2 separate regions of the Homo sapiens genome follow, and region 2 is linked to region 1. The links are chromatin contacts, found by Hi-C or POLR2A ChIA-PET in ENCODE. All regions are on one chromosome and are shown on one strand. The core of a region is the stretch at or near the end of the contact, and the rest is flanking DNA. Distances in the headings are between cores, read along the strand shown.

Evidence for each region. A loop is a pair of places that touch in the nucleus more often than their neighbours do. ChIA-PET counts read pairs that join two places held with the same protein, here RNA polymerase II (POLR2A). Pooled maps may share reads with other maps.
Region 2: a map of endothelial cell of umbilical vein shows a loop between it and region 1 (6-fold over the local background). The contact joins two enhancer-like sites. A Hi-C loop is called at or near these places in 7 of 168 maps with a recorded cell type or tissue (Caco-2, HepG2, PC-3 and 4 more) and 2 of 50 pooled maps. POLR2A ChIA-PET finds 5 or more read pairs at or near these places in 2 of 52 experiments (AG04450 and OCI-LY7).

What each region holds. Positions count from the first base shown.
Region 1 is chr6:56,367,828-56,372,958 of GRCh38, reverse strand. It overlaps a transcript of COL21A1 not described here. Among named protein-coding and RNA genes, the nearest start is that of COL21A1, 120 kb to the right of the region's middle. Within about 2 kb of position 2,723, at least 28 of the 41 ENCODE cell types and tissues checked have a DNase peak (open chromatin) inside an H3K27ac peak, as active enhancers do; they include endothelial cell of umbilical vein, where a contact is called at or near this core.
Region 2 is chr6:56,490,005-56,495,135 of GRCh38, reverse strand. It overlaps DST (dystonin), which reads left to right. Exons shown (of 104, transcript NM_001374736.1): 83 at 956-1,126; 84 at 2,047-2,202; 85 at 2,703-2,909. Among named protein-coding and RNA genes, the nearest start is that of COL21A1, 240 kb to the right of the region's middle. Within about 2 kb of position 3,074, at least 5 of the 41 ENCODE cell types and tissues checked have a DNase peak (open chromatin) inside an H3K27ac peak, as active enhancers do; they include endothelial cell of umbilical vein, where a contact is called at or near this core.

The sequences.
Region 1 (5,131 bases), core at 1,474-3,973:
GCTGCAAAGGCATATGGGAAATCAAACATCTGACATTTTCAGTTTTTATACTGGGAGGGCACACGCCTCACCAAGAGTTATGAGGCAGGAAATTCCCTAAACATAGAGAGGAGTTCCAGATGCTACAGAACAAAAGAATGACCAATACCATTACAACAGCCACCTTCCCTATCATGGGAGAACTGGACTGCAGAATTAAGCCAACATAAAGGAGGGAGAAAAACCAAGAGATGGAGAGACAGACAAAGCCCAGATGACATTATTGAAGCCTCTGAATCTAGATGTTCCTGAAGCTTTTTTCCCCCCACTCCAGCCTTACATAAGCTGATAAATTCCCTTTTTGGCTTTAGTTACATACTCCCTTATGAGTTGAGCGTCTGTCACTTGTAAACAAGAAATTCCTGCCTTATATGGTGCTGTGTTCATTATTAGTGTAGAAATCATATTCTTGCTTCTTTATTGGGGCATTTTTACAGAGTTCTCCCTGCCAATACTTTCTGAATACTCTTGATGCGTTGACACATGGACAAGCCTGAGTGAGGAGGAAGAGAACCACCATTCCTGTCAGCCAGCCTGGTAGGTTGGCCAGTCTCTCCTTGTCCTGTGTAAATGCTTTCTCAGATCAAATTATCCAGATTTTCTCTAATTTTGCTCCTGTCTCCTGTATTTCAAGGAATACTGTTCTCAGCTAATGAGAGCATGAAATCCATGCTCTATGTCCAGTTGCAGGGTCAAAGTGTCTGCTTTGACTGTCTCTAAGATTTGTGGATTTGTACAGGAATCCATTTGTAAACATTTGATTAGAAGCCGGCTCCTTCCTCTCCAGGAGTTGGCATATCTCTGGCCCTGTTGAATTAGTGTTCTGGTGTAGGACACACCTCAAGGATTTATTCTCTGGGGGAATAAACATCTTGGAGCTGTCCCCTCATTTTCTGGGGCACAATACTTGTTGCCTTGTCCCCCTTCACTTTGCTAAGCACCTCTGGCCTCCCTGTTTCTTGGGTCCAACCCAGTCACAAGGGGACTCAGCCCAGCTCTGTGGAGCAGGGACTTGGGTGTGGATTCTGGAAACTCCTTTCTGCTTGTCCGATCATCTTCACTTCTCTGATGGCCCAGGGAGCTGAGGCCTTTAGGGGTTTAGCCCAGGAGAAATAGATGAAAGGTCAAGGAATTCAAATAACATATGAATGGAAAGTCTAAGGTCTTCTTGGCACCCAAAATGGTACCCACTTCTCCTGAATGGCTCAGACACTCCTGTGGATATAGTGTTCTTTCATCTGATGTCAATGAGAGGCTGAACTGCAGATTCTGCATGTCTCTGGCACTTCTTGGATTTATGAGGATGGGCCCCTCTACTCAAACTGCCCTTTCCTGGGGAACCCTGAGAAGTTCCAGTCTACCCAGGAGCTGGTGAACAGGCAGAAGAGGAAAGGCCTGGGATGGTCCACGTGAATGGGGGGAACTTGGGTTGAAGGCCGATATCTCTTCACCTTGGTTGCCCCTGAGGTGGGGCTGGGCACCTGACTCTCCTGGCATGCCCTTAAGCTGATAAAGCATTGGTCATCAGAATGCAGCAGATTGGGCTGTGATTCCTTGTCATTTAGATGAGCTGAAGCCAAACAACTCATAAGATGTCTCTTATCTTACCCTATCCCAGTGTACAAATGTAGTCCCTAAATCCTCTTTCTGCATTAGGATTTTCAGTGAATCTACTGAATAAATAGCAGATGCTGAAGAACTGAGTGACGATACATTTTTAACTTTTCAAACAGCAACTTGATGGCATTTAACTTCTCTTGAAGCTTCCAGACTCTGGAATATATCACACTTATTGGCTGAATTTCCCTTTGAACCTGGAGGGTTTTCAGCAGACATGAGTAACTGGTGAGCAGAAGTTGTGGTCAGCATGTGGTGCAGATCCTAGAGGAAGGGAAAGCAGGTTTTTAAGATGATCATTCAATTCTTCAAGGCATTTCCTTTTTCCATAAAAAGATTATATATTAACCTGATTAGAAATATGTAAATAAGCTGCCTCCTTCCTTTTATTTTCATCTGTTGCTCTGCAAAATCCATTCTTTTTCTGGGAATGGAAGGAACTGATGTAATTGTTCTGTGTGGAGGACAATGAAGAGCTATTGGATCTTTGCCAAGTACATTTCCTGCCAGGGCCTGTTCCTGCACTCAGTTTAATTATGAGCAATTGTTTGGGCTGTGATGTGAAGAAATATTAGAGAATGGAAAAAAAGAAGACCAGAGTTCAGAATATTATGCTACAACTGATTCATGTTTTGGCAAGAACTCTTAACTAGATTTTATGCTTTCGCCTTGTGATGGTATCATAGGGAGCAGCTTTGCCATATAAGCACATAAAGCCCAATTGTACGGTTTATTTTGAAAAGGTCCAAGTAAAAGCATTTGAAAAATGCAGGAATAACACCAGCTATAGGATAGAGTTCTGTGTTAATCATGTGCAGTGCCCTCACAGAGGGACCGCAGTTATTTTAAACTGCATGTTAACACCACCTGTATTTAGCTGGTGTGTCAAATTTTATTGCTTAGCTTTTCATATATTTGACAAATCTCACATTTTACAGAGAGGCTCTGATTAATTCTCACGGTGTGTGCTCAGAGAGGGACGTGATGCCGGTGGAAGCTGAACTCTGAGGAAGGCCGGGAACAGAGACAGGTTTTTCCAGATCGGGATCTGAATCAGGCAATCCAGGAGCCTAGTGTCCTCAAGCGGCCACTGCTGGGAACGTGAATGTAGGCGAGGACCTGGAGATCAGACTCCATGTGGGCCGTTGACCTTTTCTGTTTTTTTGATTAATAAAGGAAAAGACAAATACAGAAAAGCATAACAAGAAATTTAAAGTAGCCTAAAATCTCACCACCTAGAGATAACGCCTATATGGCCTCAAGTCTTTTTCTAGCTTATGTTTACACGTAAGCATATATTTTTGAATAATTACAACCATTCAACATAAACTGTTTTGTATGATACTTTTCCAATTAAAATATATCATGAGCATTTCCCTTGCTTTTAATTCAAATGAAAGAAGTTTTAGTAGCTGAGTGTGATTACCTTTAATAGCTGTACATTCACTCTGAATATCAATTGGTTTTGTATAAATATTTACTGTGGCTGTTTTAATTAGTTTCTGTTTGAATATCATTGAGGTTGAGCAATTTTTTCGTATTTATGGCCATTTATGTGATTCTTCTTTGGCGAATTGGCTATTTACATCCTTTGCCCATATTTCTATGATGGAGACATTGAATTAATTCTAATTGATTTAAAAGATCTCTCTCTGTTGAACACATTAACTCCTTTTATCATATCTTATAAAAAAAGTTTTCACAATTGTTTCCTTTCTTATCTTGTTCAGGATTCTTTTAAGATGGGAAGATTTACATTCTTTTGCAGTCACATACATCAGTTTTTTTTCTTTATTTTTTTTCTACCTTTATGTCCAGAAAAGCCTCTGGGTCTCAACATCAGACACTTTTTTTATCAATATTTTGATTCTTTCATGGACACAATTTTACATAACACCCTCTCACATCTTAGATTTCTTTTGCTGTGTGATATGTAGGATGGTTTTTGATGGGTCCTGCGTTTATCTAGTATTCATTTTGTTTTGAATTGACTTATGGCTATTCTTACCCTGTTATCAGACTGCTTGAACTATTATAACTTTATAGTATGCCTTCATTATCTTCTAGGGTAAGTCCTTCCACTTTTTACTAGTATTTCCATCTTTAAAAAGCCACCAATGATTAAAATAACACTTTTACTTAAGTGTTTTGAATTGAATTTTGTCTTTTGGCTATAGTTAGGAAAGATGACCAAAACAATTGGTTCTCGATATTCAGCTAATAGTAGATACTCTGGATTCATACTTAGTATTTATTTGCATTGATTTCTAAGCAATCTGTACTCCACCTAGCTTGTTTCCAAAGATGGCAGAAAATACCATGCTGCCCATTCTACAGATAGAGTCTCAGCAGTGAGCATATTACATTTTTAATGGAGAAATTATGTGGACATTTTTCTACTGAAATAGTCACAGTTAAATAAAATGAATGGTATACCAGCATCCAGCATATATTTGAAGACTGCTGTAGAAGATTAAAAATTAGAGACCATTGAAAATTTCTCTTCCTCAGCACCACTGAGAATAGGAACAGGAAATGTCCCAAGCGACACTTGCTCACAGAGAATTAATGATAGGAAGTGACCTTGAAGCTTCGTTCCCAAGAAATATAAACAAACTTTCCCTGGCAGCCAATGGCAGATAACTCTGAAACAAAAGGAATGTAAGTGAATTTTAAGGGGGGTGAGGAGAAGAGGTTGTGGAGTAAGAACCTGGTTCCAACCATGACCAACTGGAATTTTAATCAAATAACAAAGTGGTCACTGCCCTGGATAGCCACTGTTGTGCTCTTAACCGAGATTTTCTTCTAACTGTAGACAAATCAAGCCATTTCACATTGAATTTTTTCCTCTGCAATGCATGAAGCTGTGTAATCATCCACCTAAAATTATCTTATGAAAGAAGTGTCATTTCAATTCTTTTTGATTTGTCCACATCTCTGAAGAACACACTTTTGATGTGTATAGGTGCAGAGATTTAAAATTTTATATTTGTCTAGTATATAAAAATTATAGCTCAACAAATGAGAGAATAATTTAAAATGGTTAGGTTGTCCTAGAATAACTTATTTTAATGTTTAGAATTATTTATGAAATAAAAAATTACAAATATTCTGCAAATACCCCCCTGCTTAGTTGAGTCAAAGGACAGCTTGTTGAATAATTTCTGGTTAGAGTGCTGAGATTAGCACAAATTAGAAAAGGTTAAAATTTTTTTTCACAGTAGTTTAATTGAAATGATTGTGCGCAAATGCTTTTGGGTGTTTATGATATACCTTTAAGAATTGTTTCTTCCAGGTGCAGTGGCTCATTCCTGTTACTCCAGCACTTTGGGAGGCCAAGGTGGGCAGATCACTTTAGTCCAGGAATTCAAGACCAACCTGGGCAACATAAGGAAACTCCATCTCTACAAAAAATTAAAAAATAGCTGGGCACAGAGGCGTATGCCTGTAGTCCCAGCTACCCGTGAGGCTGAGG
Region 2 (5,131 bases), core at 1,825-4,324, 120 kb before region 1:
AATATATTTATATAGGGCTTTTTTTAAAGCTTAAGAAATAAATTTTTGAGGTGATGAAAATGTTCTGGAGTTAGTGGTGATTACAAAACCTTGTGAATATAATTTTAAAAACACTGAATTGTATACTTATAATAGTGTATTTTATATTATATGAGTTATATTGCAAGTTTTAAAACGTATAAAGTTGAAAATGTGAGACATAAAATATATAATCTTTCAGTGAGAACTATGATTTAACCCACATTATAGTTGAATAAATAAAATAGAACTAGTCTTAATTTTTTAAATGAGAAGTAACTGTTGTTTTGTTGGTCTTAAACTTTGAATTTGTTTAAGCAATATTTTATGTCCTGTATAGAAGATACATACAACATTCTAGTTAGAAGCTTTAGAAATGTTCTAAATGAGAATAATATTCATAGTACCACAAGTTTGATTCTTATAATTCTGAATAATCAACTTAAATATATTACTGTGCTGGTTATTTACTTTCTATCCATTGCATGTTTTCTGAGTGCAGAATTAAATCGTACCAATGAAATACTACATTCATTGTATCATAGTACAAGGAGGGATCTACGAGAGCCTCTCATTTTACAGAGGAAGGAATTGAGGCTCAGAGAGATGAAATTACTTGCCCAAACTCACAGAACTAATTAGTTACTGTACAGTGAAAGCTTTCTTGACAGCATTTAAACTGTTGCTTCAAATCTTAGCATGCCAGAATGGGCTGATAATGATAACACCATTTTTTAGATTTCCCAGTAGACAGGGTATGACTGTAGGTTTAATTGTTGTTTCAATGTAGTGAAAAGTATAAATGCGTCAAGGTTGCCCTGAGAGAGCAAACAGAGATGAATATATGATGAGGAGCTTGGGACTGATGACCTAGAAAAATAGAACTCTTAAATTTTACTTTCTTAAAGTGATATAACTTGAGGGTATCTCAATTTAGGAAGTCTGTGCTGCCTTTGAAGCTAAAGAAGAAACATATAAGAGTCTGATGCAGAAAGGCCAGCAGATGCTTGCAAGATGCCCAAAATCTGCAGAGACAAATATTGACCAAGACATAAATAACTTGAAAGAAAAATGGGAATCGGTGGAAACCAAACTCAATGAAAGGAAAGTATGTGCTTTGATTAATATAATAGAATCAGTGTTTTAGTTGTTTCATGTCTTGGACTTGGCCTTATTTCTGAGTAGAGCTATCAGGAGTAGAACTTTCAATGATTTATGTTTAAACATTTTTTGTATATATTTGGAGATTTCATGGGGTAGTTGAAAATAATATTCTGTTTTAACATGAGAACATATTTAAAGGGGTGGGATATATTCAAAAATAGATAAATATATAGATCAAATGTTACTTAGTTATATTTTTAAATGTTAAGAACTACTCAAATTCTGGGTCATTAAATAATTAATTCTATTTTAATCTAATTAAACAAAAGACTATATATATGGGTGAGGGAGAGAGGGAAAGCAAGAGAGTGAGATGATTGTGTATATTCTTTTAAGTACTTACATTTAAAAATTCATGAGAATGGATTAAAATGTATATTAAATTATGAATATGTCTTTGTTACTTTTTTAAAACCGCAAAACTGACAATCTAAGAAATCTCAATATTGCATGAAAAAAACAATAGGCAAGAAATACAAGATTATATGCCATCACTGATGGAGCATAAAGTATGTATTTCATAATATTTTGAGTCCCCAAATTAATTGTATGAATGTCAACTTTTCTTTTTACAGATTATATTTAGTAATTGTGTTCTTTGGTTAATTTCCAAAAAACATGCTTTAGCGTATATTAATTTTTTTTTAGTTACAGTGAGATGCTGCTTACTAGGCTTAAAGGGTTTTGGTTTGCCAGTATTTTAGTGAGGCCCATTACATTTATAAGATATTTAGTTAATATATTAATAGATATGCATAAATAAAGTGGGGATAGGAAAGGAATCTGCCAGAGAATATTTAAACTGAAACAAACAAAATAACCAAGGCCCTTAAACATCACATACTAAACAATCTGTCCTTGCAGACTAAACTGGAAGAGGCTCTCAACTTGGCAATGGAGTTCCACAATTCTCTCCAAGACTTCATCAACTGGCTTACTCAGGCTGAACAGACCCTAAATGTAGCTTCTCGGCCAAGTCTCATCTTGGACACAGTCTTATTTCAAATTGACGAACACAAGGTATGTAGTGAGTCAAATAGATAGGATTCTCTTTTCAGACACCAGGCTTTTTTTTTTTTTTTTGAGACTGAGTCTCACTCCTCTGTCGTCCAGGACTGTGGTGGTGTGATCTTGGCTTACTTCAACCTCTGCCTCCCGGTTCAAGCGATTCTTGTGCCTCAGCCTCCCCACAGGTAGCTAGGATTATAGGTGCCCACCAGCATGCCTGGCTAATTTTTGTATTTTTAGTAGAGATGGGGTTTCAGCATGTTTGCCAGGCTAGTCTTGAACTCCTGACCTCAAGTGATCCACCCACCTCAGCCTCCAAAAGTGCTGATCACAGGCGTGAGCCACTGCACCCGGCTGACAGCAGGCCTTTTTAAAGTCAAAAGCATGCATTTGGTATTTCGAAAGCTTTCGTTTGTCCTTTAAAATAATTTCAGGTTTATGACACCAGAAGCATTTTTAAGATTGATCTGATTTTCATTTGTTTCTACTTATTTCCTTTTTTTCTGGGAAAGGTTTTTGCCAATGAAGTAAATTCTCATCGTGAGCAGATAATAGAGCTGGACAAAACTGGAACCCACCTAAAATATTTTAGTCAGAAACAAGATGTTGTTCTAATCAAGAATCTACTTATCAGTGTACAAAGTCGATGGGAAAAAGTGGTTCAACGGTTGGTAGAGAGAGGAAGATCTTTGGATGATGCAAGGAAGAGAGCCAAGCAGGTAATAACCCTTTAGAAAAATTCTCTGAACTTGTCAATAAACCACTTCTTGCTGTTGAAATATATGTTATGGATGTACTTTTATCACAGGCTGTATTAGGCATAACAATCATGGCATGGTGCCATGGTGGTTCTTTCCTAAAAGGGCTGTGGCCTCAGTTTGGATGCTGACATCACTTTTTGACCTGGCAGCAATTTCAGCCCCTGGGGACTAATCTTAAGAAGACTGATTATAGCTTGACTTCATAGACAGGCTATTATCATTGAGGCCCAGAAAGAAGCTCAGAATTTTTTTTTATTGGGTTTGTTTTCTTTTTCTTTGTCCTTTTGACCTCTGTTCTCATAATCAGAGTGAGACATCATACTTCATTGTATTGCTACCTTTTGTTTAGTTCCTAAGCCAGACTTTCTTCACAAGCTATCAGTGCTGAGAGCCAGACATGTAGCCCTCCCGACAGCTTTCTGAAGGGGCATATTCTCTGTCTGAGTTGGTCGGCACTCCCCACCTCTTTGAACACTTGTTGACAGACCTTCATTTCTTCTCTAATATTTTGAGCAGATAATAGAGCTCCATCTCACTTTGAAATTAATTTTTTTGAATCTTTTGGGGCCACTTTAAAATTTTAATCTAGAGATTTTCACAAATTTCACAGAGAACTCTCCTCTCCTTACTCCCTTTACCTGTTGTTAACATTCCATTCTAGACTAAACACAAAGAGGTAAAGTTATGCATCTCTGTGTGTCTTTGTACTCCATGGAAGAGAGAGGTGTACCTACCTCGCTTGACAAATATATATATTTTTAAACATTTGATTTTTACTAGAAATTTAGTGTAATATTGTAGGAGGATTTTACAATTACTTTTTGCCTCAGTCAGCTGCAATTTTCTAGCCTTAGTGTTGTACCCCATTGTTTTGAGGAGTTAAGCTCAGTTGGGTGATGCAAAAAGATGTCACGGGAGTCAGGTGTTTCAATGTTTAATGCTAACAGTACAAATGTTTGAAGGCTTGAGAAATGACAAATTGCATTGTTATAGCATTACACACCATAGACCCCATTTTGAATGGGAGGTGTGAAATGTTCAGTGTTACAAATGAGTCACTGGGATATACTCCATCTCTAATGTTTCTTTAAGACAGTATTAATTCTCAGCCTGACAGTTTTCTCTCCACATTATGTGGTGCAATAACATGTGTAGTGCCGGCATTTCTTGAGTTATGAACATCAGTTTATAAATGTTTCTTGGATATCAGTAGCCAGTTGCTCATCTTTTTCCTCCTTTCTCGATTTAATCAATTTTATTTTCTCATTTTGTCTAATTAACTTTATAAATATTTGCTACTGTTTTTAGTGCAAATGTATAGCATTTCCTCTATTTATATGGCTTAAAAATAGTTTTGAAAGCAGAACCAGCCTCAGAACTTGTGCGTTTGTATCATTGACCTTACCATCCAACTGTTATAGCCTGTATTATTTGGAGTCAAACTACCTAACACCTTGACTAGCTGTTTCTACTATTTATTTCTTCTTCTTCTAATATCTCAGTTTTTGGCTCAGATATTGATCATACTTCTCTGACTTTCACAATTCATGTGTCTATTCTAGTTTCCATTTTTCCATGTTTTAATTGATTAAAGTTGTGAGAGGGATATGAAGGTTTGTAATGAGATGATCTCCAGAGAGCCCTTACAGTTTTGTGAGTCTGTGTCCTTACTCTGCTCTTATTGTTAAATATCTTGTTGTTATTTCATTATTCATGTGCTTTGGTATACAATAGATTTAATTTTGATTACTAAATTTTTTGTTAGGTATCTGTTCACTTAAGCTTATTGTGACAAATAATTTATAACCAATTTCACAATTGTATCAGAAAATAGTACCTGCTGGTTCTTGATGACAAACCGAAAAGAAACTGTGCTCAAAATCAAATATATATAGTACCAGAATGTTTGCAAGGTTATAGATGCCAAAGAGAATAACATTGTGTTAGAACCCAAATATTGTGGCTGCTCAGTCATATAAAACCAATATGTGAGGCACAGGCATTGATTTGAGGATATTGATAGCAGCAATAAAGATGTTGAACTATCTTTGCATTAAATAGGAATGCAATGGCCTCTTTTTTGTTTTTGCTACTTTAAAAAATCAATTTACAAGCTTTATACTTACCCCTCCCCATTTTTGTTCCTCTTTCTTAACATAGGGATTAAATTCCCTAGAAGT